Regions from separate parts of the Homo sapiens genome. Here all the other regions are linked to region 3. Evidence: chromatin contacts called from ENCODE Hi-C data. All regions are on one chromosome and are shown on one strand. The core of a region is the stretch at or near the end of the contact, and the rest is flanking DNA. Distances in the headings are between cores, read along the strand shown. Region 1 holds the start of KRTAP19-7 (keratin associated protein 19-7). Region 2 holds the start of KRTAP15-1 (keratin associated protein 15-1). Region 3 holds the start of KRTAP19-5 (keratin associated protein 19-5).

What was found. A loop is a pair of places that touch in the nucleus more often than their neighbours do. Pooled maps may share reads with other maps.
Region 1: a loop to region 3 is called in a map of heart right ventricle, with 5 times the contacts of the local background. The contact joins the promoter of KRTAP19-7 here to the promoter of KRTAP19-5 in region 3. A Hi-C loop is called at or near these places in 1 of 168 maps with a recorded cell type or tissue (heart right ventricle) and 1 of 37 single-sample maps with no recorded cell type.
Region 2: a map of GM12878 shows a loop between it and region 3 (2.9-fold over the local background). The contact joins the promoter of KRTAP15-1 here to the promoter of KRTAP19-5 in region 3. A Hi-C loop is called at or near these places in 1 of 168 maps with a recorded cell type or tissue (GM12878) and 2 of 50 pooled maps.

What each region holds. Positions count from the first base shown.
Region 1 is chr21:30,559,010-30,563,085 of GRCh38, forward strand. KRTAP19-7 (keratin associated protein 19-7) reads right to left here and starts at 2,305. Exons shown (of 1, transcript NM_181614.3): 1 at 1,866-2,305. The coding sequence starts at 2,280. The coding sequence ends at 2,089.
Region 2 is chr21:30,437,975-30,441,929 of GRCh38, forward strand. KRTAP15-1 (keratin associated protein 15-1) reads left to right here and starts at 2,301. Exons shown (of 1, transcript NM_181623.3): 1 at 2,301-2,895. The coding sequence starts at 2,354. The coding sequence ends at 2,767. The region is part of intron 3 of LOC105372772 (a long non-coding RNA gene); the gene reads right to left.
Region 3 is chr21:30,500,322-30,504,651 of GRCh38, forward strand. It overlaps KRTAP19-5 (keratin associated protein 19-5), which reads right to left and starts at 1,820. Exons shown (of 1, transcript NM_181611.3): 1 at 1,336-1,820. The coding sequence starts at 1,769. The coding sequence ends at 1,551.

The sequences.
Region 1 (4,076 bases), core at 1,055-3,554, 59 kb after region 3:
TGCTTTCATGATAATGAGTGAGCTCATTAAAATTGTGGCACTTTCATCCTCGCTCTCCCTCTCCTGCCGCCATGTAAGACATGCCTTGCTTCCCCTTTGCCTTCCGCCATGGTTATAAGTTTCCTGAGGCCTCCACAGCCATGTGGAACTGTAAGTCAATTAAATCTCTTTTCTTTTTAAATTACCCAGTCTCATTATTTTGGATCTTTAAGATTTAATGACTGCCCTGTTGGGTTTTAAACTTACATGGTGCCTGTAGCCCTTTTCTTTTGGATGATTTCTCCCTTTTTGGAATGGGAGTATTTACCCATTGCCTATACCCTCATTGTTTCTTGGAAGTAACTAATTTGTTTTTGAGTTTACAGGCTCATAGGTGGAAGAGACTAGCCTTGTCTCAAATGAGATTTTGGACTGAGAACTTTTGAGTTAATGCTGGAATGAGTTAAGATTTTGGGGGATGTTGAGAAGAAATCATTGTATTTTGCAATGTGAGAAGGGCATGAGATTTGGGAGGGGCAGGGGGCAGAATGATATTCTTTGGATTAGTGTCCCCATCCAAATCTCATGTCGAATTGTAATCCCCAGTGCTGGAGGTGGGGCCTGGTGGGAGATGATTAGCTCATGGGGGCAGTTTCTTATGGTTTAACACTGTCCGCCTTGGTGCTGTCATGACAGTGAGTGAGTTCCCATGAGATCTGGTTGTTTAAAAGTGTATAGCACCTCCACTTTCTCTCTCTTCTTCCTGCTCCACCATGATTTCTTGTTTGCCCTTCACCTTCCACCTGCTTCCCCTTCCTCTTCCACCATTATTGTAAGTTTCCTGAGGCCTTCCCTGGAGACCAGTAGATGGCCTGCATCATTCTTCCTGTACAGCCAGAGGAATCATGAGCCAATTAAACTTCTTTTCTTTATAAATTACCCAGTCTCAGGTATTTCTTTATAGAAATGGAAGAATGAACTAATACAGCTAACCTTAAAAAAAAAGTACAGAAGAGTCTTAGTGTTTTATCTTATCTTATTCTCTGAAAGAGAAACTGTTCAGAATTAACTGGTGAAATCATCTAGTCTTAAATTTGCATATTTGTCAAAATGGATTCATGAATTCCACTTCTTTATGACATATAGAAATATTCAGGTTCGTATTTCTTCTTGGGTCCACTTTTTATACATTTAATTTAATCAGATAATATGTATTTGAAGATGGAATAAATTGGCCCGAGCTTTGTTTTATAGCTTTTTTTCTATGCAATTTTTTAAACATACACAAAAGAAGAAAGAATAACTATTACACCAGCCACCATATTCCCATCTCCTAGATAAAGCTATTGTTAATACTTTGATATAATTCCTTCACACTGTTGTTCTCCAATGTTATAATCTATGTGCAAGCTAAAACCTTTTCTTATTATATTGCTCTGAAATTATCAAGATATTCTCCAAGAAATAGTGAATTAAAAGATTAAGCAGAAGTTTATCACCACAGAAGCATCTTTAACCTTTTGGTGTAGAATTCCTGTTTGCCTGGACAAGAAAATATAGATATTGAGAATGTTAAAGATGAGGAGGAGGAAGAAGACAAAGGAGAAGGGGATAAAGAAAAGAAGATAAAGGAGAGGAAAGGGATGGAAAGGGAGGAAGAAGGTTTAAGGGACAGGAAGAATGACGAGGAGGAGGAGGGTGAAGAAATAATCGTGACATATAACGTATTGGTAATTTTTTTATCTATAAGAAGAAAATATCACCATGGTTGATTATATTAATGCATCACAGCACATTTATTGTGATAAAAATTTGAGGCTCAAAACACATTTACCACATGAGAAAAAGTTCATGGTTAGATATCAGATATTGAAAGACAATCTTTCTTAGAGTATAATGGCTCTCCAGCCAATAAAAAAGTGAATATCTGGAGAACATCACTAATCAAATGCCAATATCTAGTTGATCAAGTTTTCTTCACACTATTGTCAAAAGGCAGGTGATCCAAGCAGCTGTTTTGTTATGGAATATGGAATTCCATATGGTTATGGAATAAAGTTTCTTGGAAGAATTGGGAATCTCACAGAAGACTATATTTCAAGTATTTATTCAATAGAATCCAGAAGACCAGTATCCCCCATAGCATGATGGGTGGCAGCAGCTGTATCTGTAGCCTCCATAGCCACAGCCATAGCCCAGTCTGCGGAAGCTGCCACATCCACAGCTATAGCCATAGCCCAGGCCACCGAATCCTCCACAGCCGTAGCCTAGGCCTCCATAGTAGCTGCCGGAGTAGCTCATGTTGTCAGAAGTGGTTAGCTGTTGTAGGTCAGTTTGGTGACTGTGACTGGACAGGAACATTTATATATACTCTGATGCATGTGGAAAGCCACACCTTTAAATGTCATCCCTTAGAACGTGTTACCTGAAAACTATGCCAACTATCTTGTTTTGTAACACCCATCCCACTCTCTTCCTTGTTTATGAAGCTAGTTATTTAGAAATTATACAACATGTTTTATTTTCTGCTTTATTTGGATTTCTAGATAAGTGTTTTGCCTCTAATAAAATGTAGTTGCATTTATATTCACTGTACATGTATGAGTTTCTGAGTTTCAAATGCCATAAACAAATCTCTATAGCTTCAAGTATTCTTCAAATTGCATCTCATGCAATTACATTTATCCTCTGATTGCACTCTTTCCTTTGACAGTCCATGGCTGCTGAGCCTTTTCTAAGCCAAGGATGTTATCTTTATTCTGCCAAGAATTCACAAAAATTGAAACATTATTGTTCTCTGAAATGGCAATCAACTATGATGTATGTCTTTATACAATGTGCTTTTAAAGTCAGCTGGGAACCACATTTTATAGTGGAATGATGATATTTAATTTTTAAAAGAGTCACAAATTAATGTCAAAGGAATTTCTCAAATATTATGCTTCATGTAGAGCCAGCCTGCTTAGTAGATACCATTAAAGTGTGCATAAAGTCCCTGCCAATCCCTTATGAATAGTTTCCTCTCCCCAAATTTAATCTTAGTCTAGATTCTAAATTTCGTACTATCATAGGATCATATAATTATAGAATTAAAGAGACTTGAGTCATCATTTATTTCAGTGTTCTTGTTACTGATGAGAAAAATGGATTCAGAGAGACAAGCAGAGTTACGCAACAGTGAAACTTAGTGGCAGATTAGGACTAAAACCTAAGTACTTTGATTATTGGCCTTAGTTCAGCAGATGCATTTGAAATCAAAGATTGCAGGTTAGGGTATATCTTCTCCCACAATGCCCAGCTGCCTTATATTTTTGTTTCATATCATCAATATAAATAAAAGCAAATGACATGAAACCAGTAAGCATATATGCTCAGCTACTCCTGCTATATATATATATATATGTATATATATATATATACATGTATGTATGTATATATACACTTTAAGTACTGAGGTAAATGTGCAAAACGCGCAGGTTTGTTACATAGGTATACATGTGCCATGGTGGTTTGCTGCACCCATCGACCCATCGTCTATGTTAGGTATTTCTCCTAATGCTGTCCCTCCCCTAGTCCCCCACCCCCTGACAGGCCCTGGTGTGTGATGTTCCCCTCCCTGTGTCCATGTGTTCTCATTGATTAACTCCCACTTATGAGTGAGAACATGTGGTGTTTGCTTTTCTGTTCTTGTGTTAGTTTGCTGAGAATGGTGGTTCCAGCTTCATCCATGTCCCTGCAAAGGACATGAACTCATCCTTTTTTATGGCTGCAGAGTATTCCATGGTATATATGTGCCACATTTTCTTTATCCAGGAACCTCAAAGAATACAGGTTATTTTTGAACTTCATTTATACTGATTAAACTTATTTCCTTTACCAGTTTATTAAAAGTGCTACATAACTAGGTACTTAACATATTTCCATCCTGAGGGAACTTTGCAAACTACAAGTTGAAGGGAATTATTAATGGTAAAGAATTGCTGTATTTGAATTTGCTTCAGTTAAGAAAATGTAGGTTCAATATAATTTTAGGTAATTTTTTAAAAAGACTATTATCTTTAGCACTTGTCACAATCCAGATAAAACCAGATATATTT
Region 2 (3,955 bases), core at 1,051-3,550, 62 kb before region 3:
CTTCTAAAATAATGGTCATATTTTCTCTTGTTCTGTGACTTGTATTTCACCTTGATGTAATGGTGTAATGAGACTGATATCTTGAGGAAGAGGAGAGATTGAGATTTATCTTGCTGTGGTTTCTGTGTTGTTTGATTTGCTCATTTTTAGAAAAAAGTTTCCATTCCACTTCTGAATGAAAGTAGTTGAATGCAAAAAAATCCATACTTTGAGAAAAGAATGTGCGACATTACTTAATATCTGATCCCTCAGAGTATTCTTCTACTGAAATTGCTTATATAGGAATGGATGACATTAAAACAAGAAAGCAACTTCAATTTAGGCGGGCTAAATATTTGTGTGGCTATTTTGATATTCAATATTTTATTGACAAACACAACAGGAAGATTTGGAATCTACTAGAATGCTTTTTGGCTATTAATAATTGAGAAGCCTAATAAATAAGAATTGTTTATTCCAGAAACACAGAACAAACTATGTTACTTAATAAATGAAACATGATTGGAGATCAATTTGTCTCCTCAAAAGTTTAGACTTATAAAGTCTACAATTTGGAAGGAAGTTGAGCAATTATCTCCAGCCTCCTGTCAGATTGGAATTCCACTTACAACATCCTAATTAGATTTTCCCAGGGCCCTCAGTATGGAAATATCATTAATTGCAAGAGCAACTCATTTTAGATTTTTAGCTGAATCTTCCCCTAAAACTTTTACCTAGTAATCCTGATTCTTCATAGAAGGGAGTCTCAGTTCACTTCCATTGTAGAATACATCAGTTCTGAAGATGGATGTCTTAAGAGGTTTGCCCATTCCCACAGGTTAAGGCATTTCCTGCATCCGTGCCATATATCTATTTACAGTTTGCTCTGATGAACTTTCTGAGCGAATCCAGAAAAATCCTCATTACTCTAGTACTCTAGGCAGAATATATATGTCAGCTGATACATCAGAGGTCACAAAGGCATTCACTCTCAATTACACATTATCATCATGTATCCTTCCCACCCCTTTATTTCAATTTATAAAGTCATTTGTTACTATGAATTCTTTACATATTTTATCTTTCTGTGAATACTACATGGGATAGACATTTCCCTCATTTCTTGCTTTTCTTTTCCCTCTCTGGTAAAAATGTCACCCTCTGAGAGAAAAGAAAGGAAAAGATTAACGATTTACATTTTACTTATAGTGCTTATTATTTTCCTCTCAGTAACATCAACATGACCAAAAATTACTTATACCTTATGGGGATAAACGGTTTTTTATAATCAAACTTATTGATGACTTCTATGAAGAAGCAAATCAACCTTTGAGTAAGGGATTTCTTTAGTAGTTTTACAATGTAAACTTCAAAGCACTTGTTCAAAAATTTCACCCTTCATTCTTAACTCTTCATGTGCACAAGAGTGACTTAGCTACTTGTGTTATAAGAAATCTAAACTTAAATATGTTAGGCACTCATTTAGCATGTCTACCAAATAAGGATTGTTATTGGGTTATTTCTTCTAATGGTTCAAAGAATTGAAAGAAGGAATAGATATTGAAATTTTTTTTCTGTTCTCAATTGAATTTATAAAATTGGAGCAAGATCAAAGTCCCTTCCAGATTACAAGGTATTTTTCAGATCTTTACAAATACCAGAACTCTCAGTGTCTTAGCCGTTTGATCCAATTTCTAGAAGGACAGGATGAATGAAGCATCAAGTTTTTTTCTTTGTTTTTTTGTTTCTTTGTTTGTTTGTTTGTTTTGGAGATGGAATCTTGCTCTGTCTCCCAGGCTGGAGTGCAGTGGTACGATCTCGGCTCACTGCAAACTCCGCCTCCCGGGTTCAAGCAATTCTCCTGCCTCAGCCTCCTGAGTAGCTGGGATTACAGCCGCCCACCACCATGCCCGGCTAATTTTTGTATTTTTAGTAGAGACGGAGTTTCACCATGTTGGTCAGGCTGGTCTGGAACTCCTGACCTCGTGATATGCCTGCCTCAGCCTCCCAAAGTGCTGGAATTACAAGTGTGAGCCTCCGCGCCCGACCCTTTGAAGCATCAGTCTTATAGGTACAATTATGGTGGTTTTCATTCTACCTAAGCAAGATGAATGAGAAATGGCATTTTTGTTTCATGAACAATTGCTTTGAAAAACTAATGAAATTCTTTCATGTAGAAGTCTACGTTCATAAATAAAATTCTTTGAGTGTTAATATATTTCATTTTGACTGCAGCCTAATTAAGTGTTCTCATTAGAATGGGCACTTGTGACTACACCTATTGCTAGAGTATGTCAGTGTCCAGTATAGAAGGTAACATTCACACACACACGCTCCTCACTGCAAATCACCTGAGCTCAGAACTCCTGTTAACATGTCTTACAACTGCAGCTCTGGAAACTTCTCCTCCTGCTGTTTTGGAAGTTACCTGAGGTATCCAGTTTCCACTTATAATTTGTTCTACCCCAGCAATGCCATCTATTCTCCAAATACCTGCCAACTGGGCTCCTCTCTCTACAATGGCTGTCAGGAGACCTACTGTGAGCCCACCAGCTGCCAGACATCCTGCACTTTGGCCAGATCCTATCAGACATCCTGTTACTGCCCAAAGAATTCCATCTTCTGCAGTCCCCGCCAGACTAACTACATAAGATCCCTTGGATGTGGAAACACTGGCCTTGGATCTCTTGGTTGTGGAAGCACTGGCTTCCAATCTCTGGACTGTGGGTCCAGCTTCTACCACCCAACTACCTTTTCATCCAGGAATTTCCAGGCAACTTGTTACTAACCAGCCTTTGGGTCTCGCCTTTTTGGATCATCTTACTGAATATTCTCCATTCTCTCATGATTATTTCTGTACTCTATGGAACTGCAACACTCAGCCTGTCCAATATCTGTGATTGTTGACCATCTACATCAGTAGGACTCAGCATCCTAGCCCTCTTGGAAGTATATGATTGAACACGGACAAATTAATCTTGACCTAGGACCCTTCCTAAATCTGACAGGAGATATATCTTGAATTTCAATTTTTGTGCCAATGCTCAGGATCATTTCTGTTATCATCTTTCTAAAATCCTTCTCTCATTATTTTCCCAGAACTCTTCCACTCAAATATATTTCAAATAGTTACAATATTTTAAATAAGCTTATTTCTTTGGCATGAATTCTGGCATTCCATTTTATTTTGTTAATACAATACACTTAGGCTGGGCATGATGGCTCACACCTGTAATCCCAGCACTTTGGGAGACTGAGGCTGGCGGATCACTTTAGGTCAAGAGTTTGAGGCCATCCTGGCCAACACAGTGAAAACCCATTTCTACTAAAAATACAAAAATTAGCAAGGCCTGGTGTGCACCTATAATCCCAGCTACTCAGGAGGCTGAGGCAGGCGAATCACTTGAATCTGAGAGACGGAGGTTGTAGTCAGCTGAGATCATGCCACTACACTCCAGCCTGGGCAACAAAGTGGGACTCTGTGTCAAAAAATAAATAAATAAATAAGTAAAAATGATACATTTAGTGAATTCATCCCATATCTTCAACTGTCTTCCTTAGGTACACTTTTTGTTTGTTTCATATGTTTTATTGATATTTTGTTGAATAGAAAACAAAGTGCAAAGAAAATTTAAATATATAACCTATCACATGTTTTAAGAGATTTAAATCCCCTCATAAGTGCATTTTTTATATATTTGCTTCAGAAAATTTTGTTTTAGTCTTTCATTGAAAAAAAATTTATTGAGGTCCTATTATATACCAAGCATTACGCTGAACAAAGACACAAATTCTCTGCTTCAGGAAGTTCCCACAAATACAATTATAACTTATATGGCAAATGGAATAATGGGGTGAAGACAAGATTCAGTGGGAACACAAAGAAGAACTTCAAAAACACTCAGAGAAAATAATATAAACCCATTATTGAAAATAGAGTAAATAAGTTACACTTAATTTTAGAATAACAAATCTT
Region 3 (4,330 bases), core at 570-3,069:
AATATGAAAATACAACTTCGTGTCACACCACAATGGACCAGGAATAAAACATGATAGAAAGTCACAAAAGGGCTGGGCGCGGTGGCTCACGCCTGTCAACCCAGCACTTTGGGAGGTTGAGGCGGGCGGTTCACCAGGTCAGGCGATCGAGACCATCCTGGCTAACATGGTGAAACCCCTTCTCTACTAAAAATACAAAAAATTGGCCAGGCGTGGTGGCGGGTGCCTGTAATCCCAGCTACTTGGGAGGCCTTGGCAGGAGAATGGCGTGAACCTGGGAGGTGGAGCTTGCAGTGAGCCGAGATTGCACCACTGCACTCCAGCCTGGGTGACAGAGCAAGACTCCATCTCAAAAAAAAAAAAAAGTCACAAAAATAAGTTCTTTTTCAGTGTATATTCAGATATATACTTTGTTTTATCAGCACTTTTCTTACCATTAAAGGGGCCATATAAACATACATTTTGAACAAACTATAGAAATACATACTCTTCATGTTGGTCTCCAGTTAAATGTGAAAGTTTATGAAGTTGGTATTTCAAGGCTGAATTTAAACACTAACATGATCTCACTGAAAGCATTGAAATGAAAAAGATATGGTGAATATGGCGCAGTGTTCCAAAGAAAAAGCCTTCTTTTTAATTGAGTGTTATGGTTTTCATTTGTGCATGTACAGTTTACCTTTGGACAACATGGGCTTGGACTGAGTGAATCCACTCATACTGAGATTTTGTTCTACCTCTGCCACTCCTGAGATAGCAAGACCATCGTCCCCGTTCCTCCTCCTCCTCAGCCTATTCAATGTGAAGACAATGAGGATAAAGACCTTTATGATGAGTCGCTTCCACTTAACAAACAGTAAATATAAATTCTCTTCCTTATTATTTTCATAACATTTTCTTTTCTCTTATTTACTTTATTGTAAGAATACAGTATATAATGCATATAAAACACAAAGTATGTGTTAATCAACTGTTTATGTTATCAGTGAGGCTTCCAGTCAACAGTCGGCTACCAGTAGTTAGGTTTCTGGAGAGTCAAAAGTTATATGTGGATTTTCAACTGCATGGGGGAATCAGTACTGCTAACCCCTACATTATTCAAGGGTCAACTGTGACCTTTGAATGTGAATATATACATGCACACACATACATACAGCTATATAGATAGGTGCATGTATATACAAAATTATTTTGTTATATATAATATACTTCTATATGTATAGTAGTTTGTTCTTTTTTCACTGGATATAATTACAAATAACCACTTTGCCATTTTGAGTCAAGCAAAAAACAAAAGTCGTGTATTTGCTTTCAGTTAGCATAATTTATTCTAAAAGGAACAGAGAAACCCCACAGTTATAAAGGTACAAGTAAGACACATCCAGAGACATAAAGCAAAGAATTATGGAATGATAGGTATTCTTAAACCTCTTAGATGCTAACTGCTCTTGATCTTGGCTTGATCCAGGGTGACCTCGTTTGTTTGTTATTGCAGTCAGGTTTGGGTGATCTTCTTATGTCCCCTCATGTTAGGTTGTCAGGGAAGGATTTCAATAAAATCCAGAGAATCCATATCCTCCATAGCATGATGGACGGCAGCTGCGGTATCCATAGCCTCCGAAGCCAGAGCCGTATCCGTAGCCTCCGTAGCCACCGCCATAGCCCAGTCTGCGGAAGCTGCCACATCCACAGCCATAGCCATAGCCCAGGTCATCGAAGCCTCCGTAGCCGTAGCCCAGGCCTCCATAGTAGTTGCCGTAGTAGTTCATGGTGTCAGGAGTGGTGAGTTGGTATGCTGCTCAAGGCAAGATCCTGAGTGTGAACACCAGCATGTGTAGGAGGCTTATATACCCTGGTCAGAGCGTGTGATGAGTCATCTGTATACCCTCCTTTGCTATAGTTATTTGTATTACGTTTGATGTTACAACTCATTTATCTATTGTCTTCTGATGTAGGGAGATGCCCTCATTCTCATTAAAATATTTCAGCTTACTTAATGTCTTATTCAGGACACGATTGAACTTACTGCTTTGCTTTTATGAAAAGAAAGGGCTTACTGTTCAAAATATGCACATTCCAAATGCTCAACAGAATTGCCTATTACCAGGTGTATTACATCATCTACACTTTATGGTATTCCTTTTATAATGAATAATTTCCTTTGTCCGTCATCTTCCAAACTGATAACTTCATATTCAACTAAATTTACAGCTGTTTTTTCAATTTACAGATGTTAAATCTATAGTTTTAAAAAGCAAACTTATTTATCAAGGTGAGGTCTTCAGAAAGTGCCTATATGCACAATACAGGAAAACATTTGAAATCAAAATGATTTTAATGCCCTGCTGTGTACAATCGCCAAAGGACTCAAAAAAAGAGAGTGTATGCTGATTTTTAGCATTTTATTCACAATAACTTTTATACTATTTTTGACTTTGCACACCAGCTTCAGAACCTTTTGGTTGCAAAATACATAAGAATTAATTTCAGAAATTGAGGGCACAAAATCCATCTCCTACGCAGACTTATCAGAGTAGCACTTTAGTTTTCCATTCAAGTCCTAAAACTCTCCTTTATAATTGGTTTTATTCAAAGTCCTGGTAAAATTGCAGATTGCATCTGCCTCTGTTTTGCACATTCTAGTCAATTACTTTCTTTCTTTATCATTTTTCAGTAGTGTATATATGACCTCTATTTCCTTTCTCATTTCAGCTTTTATTCTTCTTCCCATTTTCTTAATGTCTATAGAAACAGCCAGGTAGAAGTTTATTGCATACATTCCCTCTGTCTTCCATCGACTTATCTCAACGCTTTTTTTTTTCTATCTCCTCTTTGTATTCACTGTAACATCTTTCCTGATTTTTTTGTTTGTTTGTTTTTTGAGACGGAGTCTCACTCTGTCGCCCAGTCTGGAGTGCAGTGGCACCATCTCGGCTTACTACAAGCTCCGCCTCCCGGGTTCACGCCATTCTCCTGCCTCAACCTCCCCAGTAGCTGGGACTACAGGCGCCCGCCACCACGCCTGGCTATTTTTTTTGGATTTTTAGTACAGACGGGGTTTCACCATGTTAGCCAGAATGGTCTTGATCTCCTGATCTCGTGATCTGCCCGCCTCGGCCCCGCAAAGTGCTAGGATTACAGGCGTGATTCTGATGTTCTTCTATGTCTATCCTGTACTCATTTATTCTGAGGTAATTTCTAACCACTGCCTACTGATCTGTTAATAGTTCATTAAAATATCATTTTTAAAGCTTTCTATTTTTTGTACTTACTAAACATCCTCAACTCCCCACCCCAGCAAAAATACTTAGAAATAATGAATAAGACCTACTATTTGATAGCACAATAGAGTGACTATAGTCAATAACAACTTAATTGTACATTTTAAAATGTCTTGAGTAAAATTAGACTGTTTGTTAACTCAACAGATAAATACTTGAGGGGATGGGTTTTTTAAAATGTACTCCAACTCCTATGGCTTTCTGAAATTTAAAAGGTATCCTAAAATAGAAATTGTCTTCAAAGTTTTCAAAATAAAGGCACCATGGTGAAATGGCACAGAATAGAGAAACATATGTAAAGAAATTTGCCCTGGGCTTCATAGAGTTCCTCAGCTGACTTTGTTGAATTAGTGAAACAGATACAACATTGAGACCACTCTTGATTAATCTCCATGCAGCACCTGTCTCTTGGCTTCGACAACTAAAAATTCATTTAATTTACATGACTTTGAACATGCTGGTGAGTTTTTGTGAGATTTATAAGTATTTTATCAAACATAAATTTCCTAAAAGGAATGCTTCAGTTCTTCTAAGCAACAGACTAGGGAATTAAAAATTGTTTATTGAAGAAATTCTAAGTAAATTGACAGTAACTGCCACAGCAACCACAATCTGTGCACAACCCTGACTACGCCTTAGTGAGCTACCTTTTTAAGACAGAAAAATAGCTCAATAAGTCTTTCCATTTATAGAGTAGGATTTAATCCAATATTTGCTACATTTCTTTTATCCAAATATTGGTTCATTCTTATTTCTCATCTGAACTTGAAACAGTCAATAAGCTGAGTTCTCAGTGAGTCCTTTTGAAGCCATAAAATCACAAATAACTCAAAATCACAAATAACTATATTAAGGATACCACAGTTTGTCCATATAAATCAGCCTGATAATGTAAGAGTGTTTAATAGCTAATTTTTGTTTGGGATGCATAAACAATGCATACATCTGAGATATAAAACCAAACAAGATATAAATGGAAAACCTCAATAGCCAAATAAGAATTAGAATGTTTTAAAGAAATAGACTATGTGATAATTTTCCACAAGACC